4 separate regions of the Homo sapiens genome follow, and regions 1, 2 and 4 are each linked to region 3. The links are chromatin contacts, found by Hi-C or POLR2A ChIA-PET in ENCODE. All regions are on one chromosome and are shown on one strand. Each heading gives the region's core, a stretch centred on a gene start or an enhancer-like site at or near the end of the contact. The rest is flanking DNA. Distances are from core to core; before and after follow the strand shown. Region 1 holds the start of C1GALT1C1 (C1GALT1 specific chaperone 1). Region 2 holds the start of UPF3B (UPF3B regulator of nonsense mediated mRNA decay). Region 3 holds the start of ZBTB33 (zinc finger and BTB domain containing 33). Region 4 holds the start of RNF113A (ring finger protein 113A).

Evidence for each region. Hi-C counts contacts between places; a loop is a spot of excess contacts on that map. ChIA-PET counts read pairs that join two places held with the same protein, here RNA polymerase II (POLR2A). Pooled maps may share reads with other maps.
Region 1: a loop to region 3 is called in a map of CD8-positive, alpha-beta T cell, with 4 times the contacts of the local background. The contact joins the promoter of C1GALT1C1 here to the promoter of ZBTB33 in region 3. A Hi-C loop is called at or near these places in 1 of 168 maps with a recorded cell type or tissue (CD8-positive, alpha-beta T cell), 5 of 37 single-sample maps with no recorded cell type and 23 of 50 pooled maps.
Region 2: a map of ascending aorta shows a loop between it and region 3 (13-fold over the local background). The contact joins the promoter of UPF3B here to the promoter of ZBTB33 in region 3. A Hi-C loop is called at or near these places in 1 of 168 maps with a recorded cell type or tissue (ascending aorta) and 13 of 50 pooled maps. POLR2A ChIA-PET finds 5 or more read pairs at or near these places in 3 of 52 experiments (CD4-positive, alpha-beta T cell, PC-9 and naive thymus-derived CD4-positive, alpha-beta T cell).
Region 4: a loop to region 3 is called in a map of CD8-positive, alpha-beta T cell, with 7 times the contacts of the local background. The contact joins the promoter of RNF113A here to the promoter of ZBTB33 in region 3. A Hi-C loop is called at or near these places in 5 of 168 maps with a recorded cell type or tissue (CD8-positive, alpha-beta T cell, HepG2, gastrocnemius medialis and 1 more), 2 of 37 single-sample maps with no recorded cell type and 17 of 50 pooled maps.

What each region holds. Positions count from the first base shown.
Region 1 is chrX:120,627,884-120,631,330 of GRCh38, reverse strand. It overlaps C1GALT1C1 (C1GALT1 specific chaperone 1), which reads left to right and starts at 1,277. Exons shown (of 2, transcript NM_001011551.3): 1 at 1,277-1,414. RefSeq lists a silencer at 1,040-1,309 and an enhancer at 969-1,896.
Region 2 is chrX:119,851,713-119,855,348 of GRCh38, reverse strand. It overlaps UPF3B (UPF3B regulator of nonsense mediated mRNA decay), which reads left to right and starts at 2,386. Exons shown (of 11, transcript NM_080632.3): 1 at 2,386-2,576; 2 at 3,476-3,582. The coding sequence starts at 2,421. RefSeq lists an enhancer at 2,352-2,411.
Region 3 is chrX:120,249,258-120,252,595 of GRCh38, reverse strand. It overlaps ZBTB33 (zinc finger and BTB domain containing 33), which reads right to left and starts at 1,784. Exons shown (of 3, transcript NM_001184742.2): 1 at 1,619-1,784. It also overlaps a transcript of TMEM255A not described here. RefSeq lists an enhancer at 1,239-2,077.
Region 4 is chrX:119,870,122-119,873,374 of GRCh38, reverse strand. It overlaps RNF113A (ring finger protein 113A), which reads left to right and starts at 1,642. Exons shown (of 1, transcript NM_006978.3): 1 at 1,642-2,900. The coding sequence starts at 1,762. The coding sequence ends at 2,793. NDUFA1 (NADH:ubiquinone oxidoreductase subunit A1) reads right to left here and starts at 1,543. Exons shown (of 3, transcript NM_004541.4): 1 at 1,362-1,543; 2 at 1-71. The coding sequence starts at 1,463. RefSeq lists an enhancer at 1,220-1,929.

The DNA.
Region 1 (3,447 bases), core at 28-2,527, 380 kb before region 3:
AAAAGAACGAAACTCGGTCTCAAAAAAAAAAAAAAAAAAAAGAGACACATCAAATATTTCGTGGAAAGAGAGCTCTGCACTCTTAATTAGAAGACCTGGGGGCCGTGCGCAGTGGCTCAAGCCTGTAATCCCAGCACTTTGGGAGGCCGAGGCGGGTGGATCACCTGAGGTCAGGAATTCAAGACCAGCCTGGCCAACCCCGTCTCTACTAATAATACAAAAATTAGCCGGGCGTGGTGGCGGGCGTCTGTAATCCCAGCTGCTAGGGAGGCTGAGGTAGAAGAATCGCTTGAACCCGGGAGGCAGAGGTTGCAGTGAGCCGAGATCGTGCCATTGCACTCCAGCCTGGGCAACAAGAGTGAAACTCCGTCTCAAAAAAAAAAAAAAAAGAGACCTGGATTCCAGTCCCACCTCTGCCATTAACTTGCTGTGTGGACTTTTGAAATTTCCTTATCCTTTTTAGGCCTGGTTCCTCAGCTGTAGTTCTAATATTCATTAATTCCACTAATATTTACTGTCCACTGCGTGCTGGCACTGTGGTTAAGTACTAGAAATACTGGGGTGAATAATAACAGCCAGTACTTTTTAGTAAATGCTTACTCTAGGCTTGAAATTTTGCTAAGGGAGTCATATGCACTATCTCATCTAATTTTCTATGAAATAGGCACTACTGTGACATTTTCTGTACTTTACAAATGAGGGAACTGAGGCACAGCGAGGTGAAATAACTTTCCTGGGATATCAAAAGGTGTGGTGAAGACAGGATTGGATTCCAGGCAGTGGGGCTTCAGATCTCATTCCAGTAATAATAGGAAACCGTTGGTGTCATAATTACGTGACTATTTCAGTGGCTTGCGTTTTGGTCTCAGCCCAGGAGTACTGGGGGGGTGGGCAATATGAGGGTTCAAGGACGCAGGGGTACATCAGAGAAACCATCAAGAGGTCTGATAAAAAGCGACACCGGGAGCAAGAATCTCTCGCTCTCGCAATTTCCATGCCAGGAAGGTGAAATGGGAGGTGTCAGCGAGTCGTACGCACGGCCTCTTCTCTGGACGCCCGTTGGGTAAAGGAGAGCGTCCGGGTCACGCAGGCCTATAGCAAGTCTCTGAACTCGGCAGGGGGCGGGGAGAAAGGGCACGCAGTGTGCGCGCAGCGGGCGCGCCGGCCCTTCCGACGCCTGCGCGGGCGGGCAAACGGACGGCTCCGCCCAGCCGCCGGCTCCTTTACCCCGCCCCACTACCCCCGCCTTCGCGGCGCTCGTTTCCTGGCGCTCCCCACCTTTAGCGAGACCAACGAGAGAACACCGCCTGCAGCTAGAACAGCCTGGTCAGGAGCGTAACGGAGTGGTGCGCCAACGTGAGAGGAAACCCGTGCGCGGCTGCGCTTTCCTGTCCCCAAGCCGTTCTAGACGCGGGTGAGTGGCGGGGCCTCGACCCCCACCCCAAGCGCACCCTGACTCCCCTCCCTCTCTTGGGGGAGGCCTGGGCCCCAGCCCTCTCCCAGCATGCTCCACGCGGGATGCTTGGGCAGGTGCAGCGGGAGGATTGTCAGCACAGGAGACCGAGAGTCTTCTTCCTGGGGGCGCTCTCTTGGTCCCTCAGAGGGATATCGAGGTTACCATGTCCTCCCTCTCACTTCTCTTCCCTATTTCGTCTTCGTTTTCCGTACTTCACCCCAACTACCTTCACCCAAAAAGGTTCATCTAAAAACCATTGGGGTAGTTTCTGTTTCATTTGTGCTCGTGTGCAGTTTTGTTTCCTTCTGCACAAAGTATCCTATCATATGCATCCCTAGTGTTATATTTTTTGCCTCTGTGATGGGGAAAAAATCTCCTTAGAATAATTTTTGCAAATTATTTTATTTAAAATGTGTAGACTTACTGAGTTTTGATCACTATTTTTGCAGCCAGGAGTAGGATCACCATCAGGAAGAATTCTGACACATATGCCATAATTGAGCAAAGAAACATGTGAATTATGTATTGGCCAGAAATAATGAAAACTGCGTGACATGAAATACAAAAATCCTATATAAATTAATCTTAGAGTGCACCTGACAATTCTTTTTCTTTTTTCTTTCTTTCTTTCTTTTTTTTTTTTGAAACAGAGTCTCGCTCTTGTTGCCCAGGCCGGAGTGCTGTGGTGCGATCTTGGCTCACTGCCTGCAACCTCCGCCTCCCGGGTTCAAGCAATTCTCCTGCCTCAGCCTCCTGAGTAGCTGGGATTACAGTCATATGCCACCATGCCCGGCTAATTTTTGTATTTTTAGTCGAGACAGGGTCTCACCATGTTGGCCAGGCTGGTCTTGAACTCCCTACCTCAGGTGATCCACCTGCCTCGGCCTCCCAAAGTGCTGGGATTACAGGCGTGAGCCACCGCACACAGCCGACAATTCTAATATTATGCCGAGCTTGTTTTCTGTCACTTCTCTTCTTGGAACTGTGTTTATTGACCAAGTTCTGTGAGTGACACAGGAAAGTCTTCCTGCCTCTTGCCCCACCCACCGCTCAGAAATTACATCTGCCAAGCTATTCCACACCTTGTCTTTCTGGTAGAAGTCAAAATTCCATTTCCTCTAGCAGAAAACCACAGGAGTGGTTTCCTTGTAGCAATATGGTGCTGTTGGGTGCAAAATATCAGTTATGGTCAACAGATCCCACTTTTTTCCCATTTGTATGAAAACAAGGATATTCAGTAACCCATTTATTAAACTCTAATGTGGTAGAAGCACTATGGCAATTATTCTTCTGTAATGGAAAAAAACCATTAAACTGATATTGAGAAATGTGGTTTCTAGTCCACTTATACCACTGTCTAACTGTGTGACTGAGTCAGTTATTTAACCTCTGTGGACTTCCATTTCCTCTCTGTAAAATGAGAGAAGTGACTGACATTGGGTAGTTTTCTAAGGCTCCTTTCAACCATAAGAGAAAACTGGGAAGTCTAAGTAGCTCAATAGATTGCTTTTTTCTGAAGATGGAGGGAAGATTGGAAAATTCAGCCTTTACTAGAATAAATGGTTAACATACAATTTTTTTCAACAAGTTTATTTAATGTCAGCTTTTAATTTCTTTTATTTATTTATTTTTTCTGAGACAGAGTCTCACTCTGATGCCCTGGCTGGAGTGCCGTGGTGAGATCACAGCTCACTACAGCCTCCGCTTCCCAAGTTCAAGAGACTCTTGTGCCTCAGCCTCCCGAGTAGCTGGGATTACAGGCACCCACCACCACGTCTGGCTAATTTTTTGGATTTTGGGTAGAGACAAGGTTTCACCATGTTGCCCAGGCTGGTCTCGAACTCCTGAACTCAAGGGATCCACCCACCTCAGCCTCCCAAAGTGCTGAGATAACAGCCATGAGCCACTGCACCTGCCTCTTAATTTCTAATTGAAATAAAAGTGTAAATTTTTCCATTTTTACTTCCCCAAAGAAGAAGAAAATTCCTTTT
Region 2 (3,636 bases), core at 1,137-3,636, 400 kb after region 3:
GAGGTATGGGCTGGAGATGTAAATTCTTTTTTTGTTTTGTTTTGGTTTTGAGACGGAGTCTCGCTCTGTCGCCCAGACTGGAGTGCACTGGCACAATCTCGGCTCACTGCAACCTCGACCTCCTGGGTTCAAGCGAATCACCTGCCTCAGCCTCCTGAGTAGCTGGGATTATAGCTGCCTGCCACCACGCCCGGCTAATTTTTTTGTATTTTTAGTAGAGACGGGATGTCACATGTTGGCCAGGCTGGTCTCGAACTCCCGACCTCAGGTGATCCACCCGCCTCGGCCTCCCAAAGTGCTGAGATTACAGCTGTGAGCCACCACGCCCGGCCTGGACATGTAAATTCTAGAGTAGAGTTGTCAGCAAAGACAGAAAAGCCAAAAGAATGAATGAGATTAATAAAGGAGTGAGTGTACATAGAAAAGAGGTCTAAGGACTGAGCCCTGGGACACTTTATTCTGGCAACTGACAAACAGCTGGTGGTTTAAAGCTAGTGAGGACACCAAAACAGAGGCATACACTACCAACATGCAAGTGCAGAGCTAAGCAGTAGGTCAGAGGCAGATGCATAAACAAGGCTCATAAGAACGGCCAGGTACTGAAAGCAAGAGTAACAGATGTCAAATACAGGGAAACCGTTTTAGCCACAGGAATAGGAATCCAAGAATAGGCTGGACAATTGGAGTGAGAAAATTTAAGTGCAGAGTCAGGGGAATATATTCTAGAGGTCGGCAAAAATGGGAGTTGGCCCTTAGGCAGCTTTCTGCCTTGGGCTCCTATTGCATCTTTAATTTGGTTTCTGTCCTCTATGGGTGTCTGTGTCTCTCTCTCTTTTTGAGATGGAGTCTCACTCTGTCACCCAGGTTGGAGTGCGGTGGCACAACCTCGGCTCACTGCAACCTCCGCCTCCCAGGTTCAAGTGACTCTCCTGCCTCAGCCTCCCAAATAGCTGGGACTACAGGCGCCTGCCACCATGCCCAGATAATTTTTGTATTTTAGTAGAGACAGGGTTTCACCAAGTTGGCCAGGCTGGTGTCGAACTCCTGATCTCAGGTGATCCGCCGGCCTCGGCCTCTCAAAGTGCTGGGATTACAGGAATGTGCCACCACGCCCTGCTAATTTTTTTTGTTTTTAGTAGAGACAGGGTTTCGCCAAGTTAGCCAGGCTGGTCTCGAACTCCTGACCTCAGGTGATCCACCCACCTTGGCCTCCTAAAGTGCTGGGATTACAGGCGTGAGCCACCACGCCTGGCCGACTGATCTGCTTTCTATCACTGTGGTTTTATTTTTCTAAAATTTCATATAAATGGAATTGTACAACATGTACTCTGTGTCTAGATTCTGTCACTCAACATAATCACTGTTAGATTCACATTTGGATTGTTTCCAGTTTGGAGTTATTATAAATAATGTAAAATTGGCCCTTTTTAAGTGAAGATGGTGATCGCAACTAAATCAAGTTGGGTTTTATTTTTATTCCCCTCCCTGTGGGACATCAGTACCTGGGGAGAAGGATCCTTTTGCTAAAATAAGGTGATGAAAACAAATCTTGTATATTTTAGTCATATTACTCCTTTAAATATCAGTATCTTGTGTTTATTTATTATTATCCTTCTTTTTTATATACAGGGTCTCGCTCTGTCGCCCAAGCTGGAGTGCAGCGGCGCGATCATGGCTCACTGCAGCCTCGAATTCCTGGGCTCAAGATCCTCTCTTCTCAACCTTCCCGAGCAGCTGGGACTACAGGCGTGCGCCACTGAACTCGGCTAATATTGTAGTATTTACTAAGTATCTGTAAATCCTAATCAATATAAGGAAAATAAAGTTTTTTAAATGTTAGGCTTTTTCTTTTAGTTGTAGGAAAATAAATGCTAAAGCCTCTGAATTCAATGATAAAAAATACAAGTCGCTCCCCTAGTGAGGCAAAATTTGGACGGCATTGAGTTTATCTGATGGAAACTAAGCGTGAAGAACCTATCTTTCGACCTGGAAAACTCTGAAGATGAAAGGATTCGATTTACTCACAAACAGGGACCCTGAGATAGCTCTGGCCCCTGAACGCCCAACAAAAGCGGGTAGCTGCTTTGTATGCCGGGATTTGTAGTCCCCGACAGAGTCACTTCAAGATGGCGGAATTGCTAATGACGCGCGAAGGGGCGGGCCCCGAGGGAGTCTGGGCCGCGAGGGGATTGGGTGGCGCAGGAACTTGGCGGGCGGGAAGTAAAAACCAGGTGTTAAAACCTTTGCACTGGGAAAGGCCCAAGTCTCGCGAGAGCTTGGCAGGACCCAATGGAACGTGGGGCCCGACTTATCACAAGGGGCATTTGTTGGGGGCGGAGCTTTGACGGGAGCTTCCCGGGAGCCGTTTGTGCCCGGGGTAACCCCGTTCCGGCCAAGCCGCTTCAGCGGGGGACGTAGCCATGAAGGAAGAGAAGGAGCACAGGCCTAAGGAGAAGCGAGTAACCCTGTTAACCCCCGCCGGGGCCACAGGCAGCGGTGGTGGGACCTCGGGGGACAGCTCCAAGGGGGAAGATAAGCAGGATCGCAACAAGGAGAAGAAAGAAGCGCTGAGCAAGGTGCCCGGTCGGCCGCTGGCCCGGGAGAGGGCGGGACGAGTCCGCAGCGCGGGGAGGATGGCTGGGAATGGGGCTGCCCCCTTTCTTTCTCAGGTTCTCCTTCTATCTCTTCGCCTGAATGGAAGTCGCATCATCCTGGTTCATCCATTCACCCGAAATGGGGAGAGCCCCTCCCGGCCAAATCCTGGGTGGGGGTGAGGAAAAGAGGGGACTCCCCAAACGGGAAGGGTTTAGGTCAGAGCTGTGAGATGATAATGGGAGGGAAGAGCGACGGTATAAAGAATGAGGAACTAAAGGTGTAATTGGGGAGAAATATTAAATAGTGAAGGAGACATGAGGGATGGGAATATTATTCATGGAGGCGAGTTGGGGGAGAGTGCAGGGTGATTAATGGTACAGGAGGGTAGATCGAGAGCATCCTATTTTGAGAGCAATGGGTAGATTTTTTGTATTCGTTAGAGTTTTGAATTCTTAAGTTCAATGGGCAAGGATTTTGTTTTAAGATGTGTTGGACGTGGGAGAAACTTGTTGCTAAATCAAGATTTCGTGGCACCCACAAAGACCAGCGTTGGCTTACTAAGTTATTGCCACTAGATCTGTTAAAAAATGGGTGATCGAAAATGATGCACAAACCTGGTAAACTGCAGGGCTGCTGTAAAGAGCAAAACCTGCGATTTTTCCTTGCTCCAGGTGGTTCTCATTTCCAAGGGTTTTTTTAAACCGCGTTACTATTATGTTTGACTAATTCTGAGCATTGGGCTGCAGAAGAATATTTTCTCCTGGGTTTTTACAAGTGATCTCATATTTTAAAGCCCAGCCTTCTTCAGGAACTGTGATTCTTTCAGGTATGACAGAAAACTGATTTGTACTAATTTTATTTTCCTTATGCATTTCTTAAGGTGGTAATTCGAAGATTACCTCCCACTTTGACCAAGGAGCAGCTTCAGGAACATCTTCAACCTATGCCTGAGCATGATTATTTTGAGTTTTTTTCTAATGATACGAGGTAAAAAAAAAAAAAAAAGGAAAGGGGTAAATGAAAAAGGTTTCTTTCATTCTT
Region 3 (3,338 bases), core at 535-3,034:
AACATTTTATTTTTGTTGGTAAAGAATCATATGCATTGGTATGAGAATTTTTTCCACACCAAATGAGTTAGTGAAAATGAAAACATTAACTTATTGGAATAGACTACTCTAGAAAAAGGGGATGATGTCAGTAGAATGCATTGTTGTGTAGCACTAGCAAAACATCATTTTTTGCACTTTGCAGAAGATATTTCCAGTAACAAAGAGGCCAGAGTTTAAAAAAACCCATATATTAAAAATATATAATATCCATACATATTATATATGGATATATTTTAATATATGGATATTATATATTAACAATTAGTTGACAAGTACTTTTAGTGAAGAAATATTTTTATTAATATTCTCTCCCTTTGAAGTTACCAAAAGGGTGTCGATGTCACAATGCTTAAGTTATATACAGGTGGAGGGCAGTTCTGTCTCAAATACCTTCTAAATTTTTCAAAATGATACCTTAAGAACAAACAGCAGGCAAAAAGTCTAAAAATCAAGATTTAAAACATTATTAGAAGGTGTTGCATGTTAACAGTACCAAGGAATTCCAGGTTACCATAAAGGCATTCATCATCAGAAAGGGTGACCTTTGGACAGTTTGCCAAAAACCAGGGCTTCCGAAATACGGGCATTTCGACAGAAGTCGATATTAAGTGGAAAGACAGGTTTTCTGAAAACGGCACGCAATTTTTGTCATTTGCTCCCGGGTTCTTCCAATATGGGAATGCGTCAAATGTACGTGTCCAGGTGACACTGGGACTCGGTTTCGTTTCGTTTATGTGTCCCCCTCCTCCCACTCAGGGTGGCCCCAGAGACAGCACAAGTCGGTCTGAACCCACTCCGAAGATATGCGATTCGACTGTGGAAAAGCCATTCCACATCACTGTGAAACCCTTGACCGAGGGCCAGTTCGGAGGAGCTGGTGACGGTGGAAAGAGATAAAAGCCATCCGCGAGGGAGTGAAACAAACCGACACGCGGCTCCCTGCGGCAGCTGAACCTCATCTCCCTTCCTCCACCTCCCTCTTCCCCATATGGACCCTGCCAGCTGCAACCGAGGTTTTTAACCCCAATTCACGTGCAAAGCAAGCTTCTTGCAAATACAGACGGAGGTACAAACAGCAGAGTGAGGGCGGGAGGAATATGGGGTACCAGGGAAAGTAGAAGGTGGCGAACGGCAGGGTGGGGTGTTGGGGGGGGGATGAAGCGAAGCAGGCGGCATTGTTGTGCCCCGGGAAGGGGACGGAAGGGGAGGATGGGCCTGGCAGAAAAGCTCTAAATCAAAGTAGGGGCTAGGGGAGTAAAAGAGGCACAAAAAAGCAGCGAGAGGGGCGAGGGAAAAGCCAAGTGGGTCTCTGTGATGGATTCCCCAAGCCCCGGGGCCTACCCAGGGCACCGGCAGCCCCTCGGCCCCTAACGGCGAAGGGGACCGCGCCGCGGCCCTCGCGGCTCGTCCCCTCCTTCGCTCCCCGGCCCACACAAAGAAAGAGCCGGAGGAGCTGAGCCTCCGACTCTGCCGCTTCCTGGTTCAAGTGAGGCGAATGCAAACGCAGGCGCGGCCCAGGGACGGAGAAGGCAAGCGCGCTCCTTCGCCCCCTCCCTGATTGGGGCCGGGTCCTCACCTGCTTCCCGGCGCCGCCGCTTCTCCTCCTCCGGACGCGCGGAAGGCTGGGAGTCCCCCAACAAGAAGAAGCCGCACTCCCCAGCGATTCTGCCCCTTCTTTAAACGTCGCTCCAGTCTGGGTCGACGTCGACGCGGCCGCCGCCTCCTGCCGCCAACGCTGCTACAGCTGCCCCACGCCGCCGACAGAGGGCACAGCGCGGGGGCGAAGCGCTGAAGCCAAAGGCGCCCTCCTCTTCCGAGCGCAGGCCGGGGTGGTCCGGAAGGGCCCGAGCTTGAGGCGGCTCCACTTCGGCGCCGTGCTCTGCCTTCGGTTCTTTCCGCAAGGGGGCGGAGGAAGACTGGGAAGCTCTTGTGTGTTCGGCTCTTTCCGGAGGGCTAACGGGTGGGAAAAAAGGAAAGGGAAAGATCGGGTAAGACAGTCGCAAGCAATTGGATGGAAGGGAAGCGAGTCGTTTTCATCGAAATTCAATGTGAACTTCTAGGGCATACAAACTTTTAGAGACTATACAGGTTTCATTTATTTTGCAAGTTTGAATCTGCTCTATTAGACTGTTTGCTAGATGATAAACCATCTTGAAATATAATCAAAATACATACAATCAAATAGAAATTCACAACTTCTTATGGTAATTCAAGTTCTGGGATAACAAGAGAGCAACTACATTACAGTAACTACTTTTAAGAAAGAAATTTAGTGTTTGGACAACTATCTTCTTAATTGAATACTAAATGGTGCAGTACTATGTTAATTCCCTCATTCCAACTAGCATTTACTGACCCCCTGCTTGATCTGTAGCAAAAACCCTATGTTAGGCTCTCGGGAATACAAAAATGAATAACCCAAAGGTCTCTACCTCTTTAGGGAGCTCAGTAGGTAGGTACACAAACATGGACAAAAATATTTGTACAAGGTGTAGAAGCAGAGAGAAGAGAATAGCAAATTGAATGCTGTCATTTGACCTGTATCTTGAAAGATTAATAATATTAACACTTGCATTTTTAATTTTTTATTGTTACTATTTTAATTTTTTATTATTACTATTTCCATAACATTTCATCTTCAGAGGGCTTTAGTGTCTGACACATAGTATGTGTTCAGTGATTGTTTAATGACCGAAAAAATACATTGTGAGTTACATAATTTTTTAAAATCCTCTGGTAATACCCTTCCAACTGAGTACCATAATAAATGAAGCAACAGGATGGGTGTTTGGAGAGCAAAATGTTTCCCTTTTAGGCTGGTTATTGATCGTATTCAACTAAGGAACCAAATAGTAACTTTTTTTCTGCCATAATTAAGGCCATTCACTACCTTCATTATCTTTTTAAAAAGATATATATAGGATAATACTGCATTCATTTCCAAAATCTTAAATTTGTACCTATTAATACCTTGCAGTGGAATTCCTGTGCTTCTTTCCTAAAAAATCTTGCTGAAAATGTCCATCAGGATATTAGACTGAAAACAGATGTAACTATATCTAATTTTCTCTGACAGGAAATCAGACATGGATGTCATCATCTCATCTACCTATCCCTAATCTATTCTTCATCCTCCTCAATAAAGTAAAGCCACATGGTATAATAAAACATCAAAGTGGTATAATATAGCTGTATTTCACATGGAAATATGCAATTCCTTAAGCTCTTCTCCAAGATTTTGTATTGTGGGAAAACAAACTATGTGGGAATTATTGCATTATTGATTTTTGATTAGG
Region 4 (3,253 bases), core at 393-2,892, 380 kb after region 3:
TCAACTCCAGAGATGCGCCTATCTCTTTCCATCAGACTCCAGTGATACCCAAAATGAGCAACCCTTTTTTCCTTCAAATAAGAGACAATTATTGTTGCAGTTTATAAAAGTGAGTGACCCAATTGATAGATACTACAATTTTTAAAAGGGACATTCCAGAGAAATGGAATCATCGTTTAAATAAAAATGCAAATTAGTAGTACAAAGAACAGAATCTCCTAAATAAAATCAGACCACTAAACTTTAGGATTAAGTTGGTACCTGTGACTTTTTACACTATTTTAACCAACATGAATTTTTTTTCCTTTTTTTTTAAAAAAAAAAAAAAAGAAATATCTAGTTGTTGTCTTTTGGGACACTAAGAAACAACAGCTGTAGATCACACGTGAAGAACAATAACAAAATCAAAAAGTAAATAAATTTATATCCTGTACTCTTGAGATGATGTGAAGGACTAGGAAGAGGGGAAAATGAATCCTGATGTAAAAAAACAAGATCTCGCAGTAAATTCCTAAAGGCTTGCAAGAGAAAGTGGGGAATAAAAAAGTCAAGGGTGGCCGGTCGCGGCGGCTCACGCCTGTAATCCCAGCACTTTGGGAGATCAAGGCGGGTGGATCAACCGAGGTCAGAAGTTCGAGACCAGCCTCGCCAACATGATGAAACCCCGCCTCTACAAAAAAAAAAAAAAAGCCAGGCGTGGTCCCGGCTACTCGGGAGGCTGAAGCAGGAAAATTTCTTTCTTTATTTATTTTTTTTTGAGACGGAGTTTCGCTCTTGTTGCCCAGGCTGGAGTGCAGTGGCGCGATCTCGGCTCATCGCAACCTCCGCCTCCTGGGTTCAAGTGATTCTCCTGCCTCAGCCTCCCGAGTAGCTGGGATTACAGGCATGCGCCACCACGCCCAGCTAATTTTGTATTTTTAGGAGAGACGGGGTTTCTCCATGTTGGTCAGGCTGGTATCGAACTCCCGACCTCAGGTGATCCGCTCGCCTCGGTCTCCCAAAGTGCTGGGATTACAGGCGTGATCCACCGCGCCCAACCAGGAGAATCTCTTGAACCCAGAAGGCGGAGGTTGCAGTGAGCGATTCTCAGGCTTGAGCCACCTTTTCTAATCTACCTTCCCGGCCCCCGCGTCGCTACTCTGCCCTAAGGCCCACTCTGATACACCCAGAAACGCTGTTTTTCACTAGAGCAGGATGTAGTTTCTATCGGGCTTCGTTTCGCAAGCCTCGGCTTCTAGGCAACCGGAAGCAAGTAGAGGGCCGACCTCGGAGAGAGGGTTCGCAGGCTGACGGTCTCCCTGCCCACCACCCTTTTCGGAAATCAGCCCGTGGAGTCGGCCCCCGGGCCGAAGCCGGCTTACCTTGCCCCCGTTAGTGAACCTGTGGATGTACGCAGTAGCCAGTCCTGGAATCAACAAGCACACGCCCATGACGGAGAGTCCGGGGAGAATCTCGAACCACATCTCTGCCCCGTTACCTAGGCCAAAACCCTACTTCTGGGTCCTTGAAAGGTGACCTGGCTTCGCCTCTCTTCCCAGCAAGCCCCGCGGCCGCCCGCGAGCGGGGCGGTGCCACGTACGGCTCCGGAAGAAGCGACGGAATCTGCTAGGGCACAAGAGAGACGGGCGCTCGGGCTCTCGCAGTCCTCTTCCGTCAGTGTCTTTTGCTTCGACTCCCGGCGGAGCGCGCAACGTGGAGTGACGTGCAGGGGCCAAGTGCAACCCAGGCAGCCACGGCTGTTTCGGAGCTCAGGACTCTAAAATGGCAGAGCAGCTTTCTCCAGGAAAGGCGGTGGATCAGGTGTGCACCTTCCTTTTCAAAAAGCCTGGGCGGAAAGGGGCTGCTGGACGCAGAAAGCGCCCGGCCTGCGACCCAGAGCCCGGAGAAAGCGGCAGCAGTAGCGACGAAGGCTGCACTGTGGTTCGACCGGAAAAGAAGCGGGTGACCCACAATCCAATGATACAGAAGACCCGTGACAGTGGTAAACAGAAGGCGGCTTACGGCGACTTGAGCAGCGAAGAGGAAGAGGAAAATGAGCCCGAGAGTCTCGGCGTGGTTTATAAATCCACCCGTTCGGCGAAACCCGTGGGACCAGAGGATATGGGAGCGACAGCTGTCTATGAGCTGGACACAGAGAAAGAGCGCGATGCACAAGCCATCTTTGAGCGCAGCCAGAAGATCCAGGAGGAGCTGAGGGGCAAGGAGGATGACAAGATCTATCGGGGAATCAACAATTATCAGAAATACATGAAGCCCAAGGATACGTCTATGGGCAATGCCTCTTCCGGGATGGTGAGGAAGGGCCCCATCCGAGCGCCCGAGCATCTACGTGCCACCGTGCGCTGGGATTACCAGCCCGACATCTGTAAGGACTACAAAGAGACTGGCTTCTGCGGCTTCGGAGACAGCTGCAAATTCCTCCATGACCGTTCAGATTACAAGCATGGGTGGCAGATCGAACGTGAGCTTGATGAGGGTCGCTATGGTGTCTATGAGGATGAAAACTATGAAGTGGGAAGCGATGATGAGGAAATACCATTCAAGTGTTTCATCTGTCGCCAGAGCTTCCAAAACCCAGTTGTCACCAAGTGCAGGCATTATTTCTGCGAGAGCTGTGCACTGCAGCATTTCCGCACCACCCCGCGCTGCTATGTCTGTGACCAGCAGACCAATGGCGTCTTCAATCCAGCGAAAGAATTGATTGCTAAACTAGAGAAGCATCGAGCTACAGGAGAGGGTGGTGCTTCCGACTTGCCAGAAGACCCCGATGAGGATGCAATTCCCATTACTTAGGTTTCCCATAATTCTTAAATTTAAAAAATAAACGTTTTGTTCTTTTGGAAGTCTTACTTCGTGTCCTTCCTTTGTAGAGAAAGTGACAGAGCAGGCGGGTGGTGAAGTAGGGTCCTGGATTAAAAGCTTCAAGGTAGGTATAATCAGGATTTTTAGCCCTAGGATAACCATTTTGCCTGTGTTTCTTTTCAGAACACTTTGGCATAAATTATAGGGGTGGGAGTAGTTTGAGAAAAGAGCTATAATTTGCTCGAAGTAACCAAAGCCATGATGAAAGCAAGACCTCTGAGCCTGTTTATTATATCACATTTCTGTATCACTTAATAGTTTACAAAGTACTTTCATGCATTCTTTCTCTTGGGAGCCTGTACTACAAAATATACCCGAGCCAAGGTGTTGGGGAGAGGGGTTGTGTTTGGGGAACTGGTAGCTAGCACCACAGGCTTCACATATGGGAAAT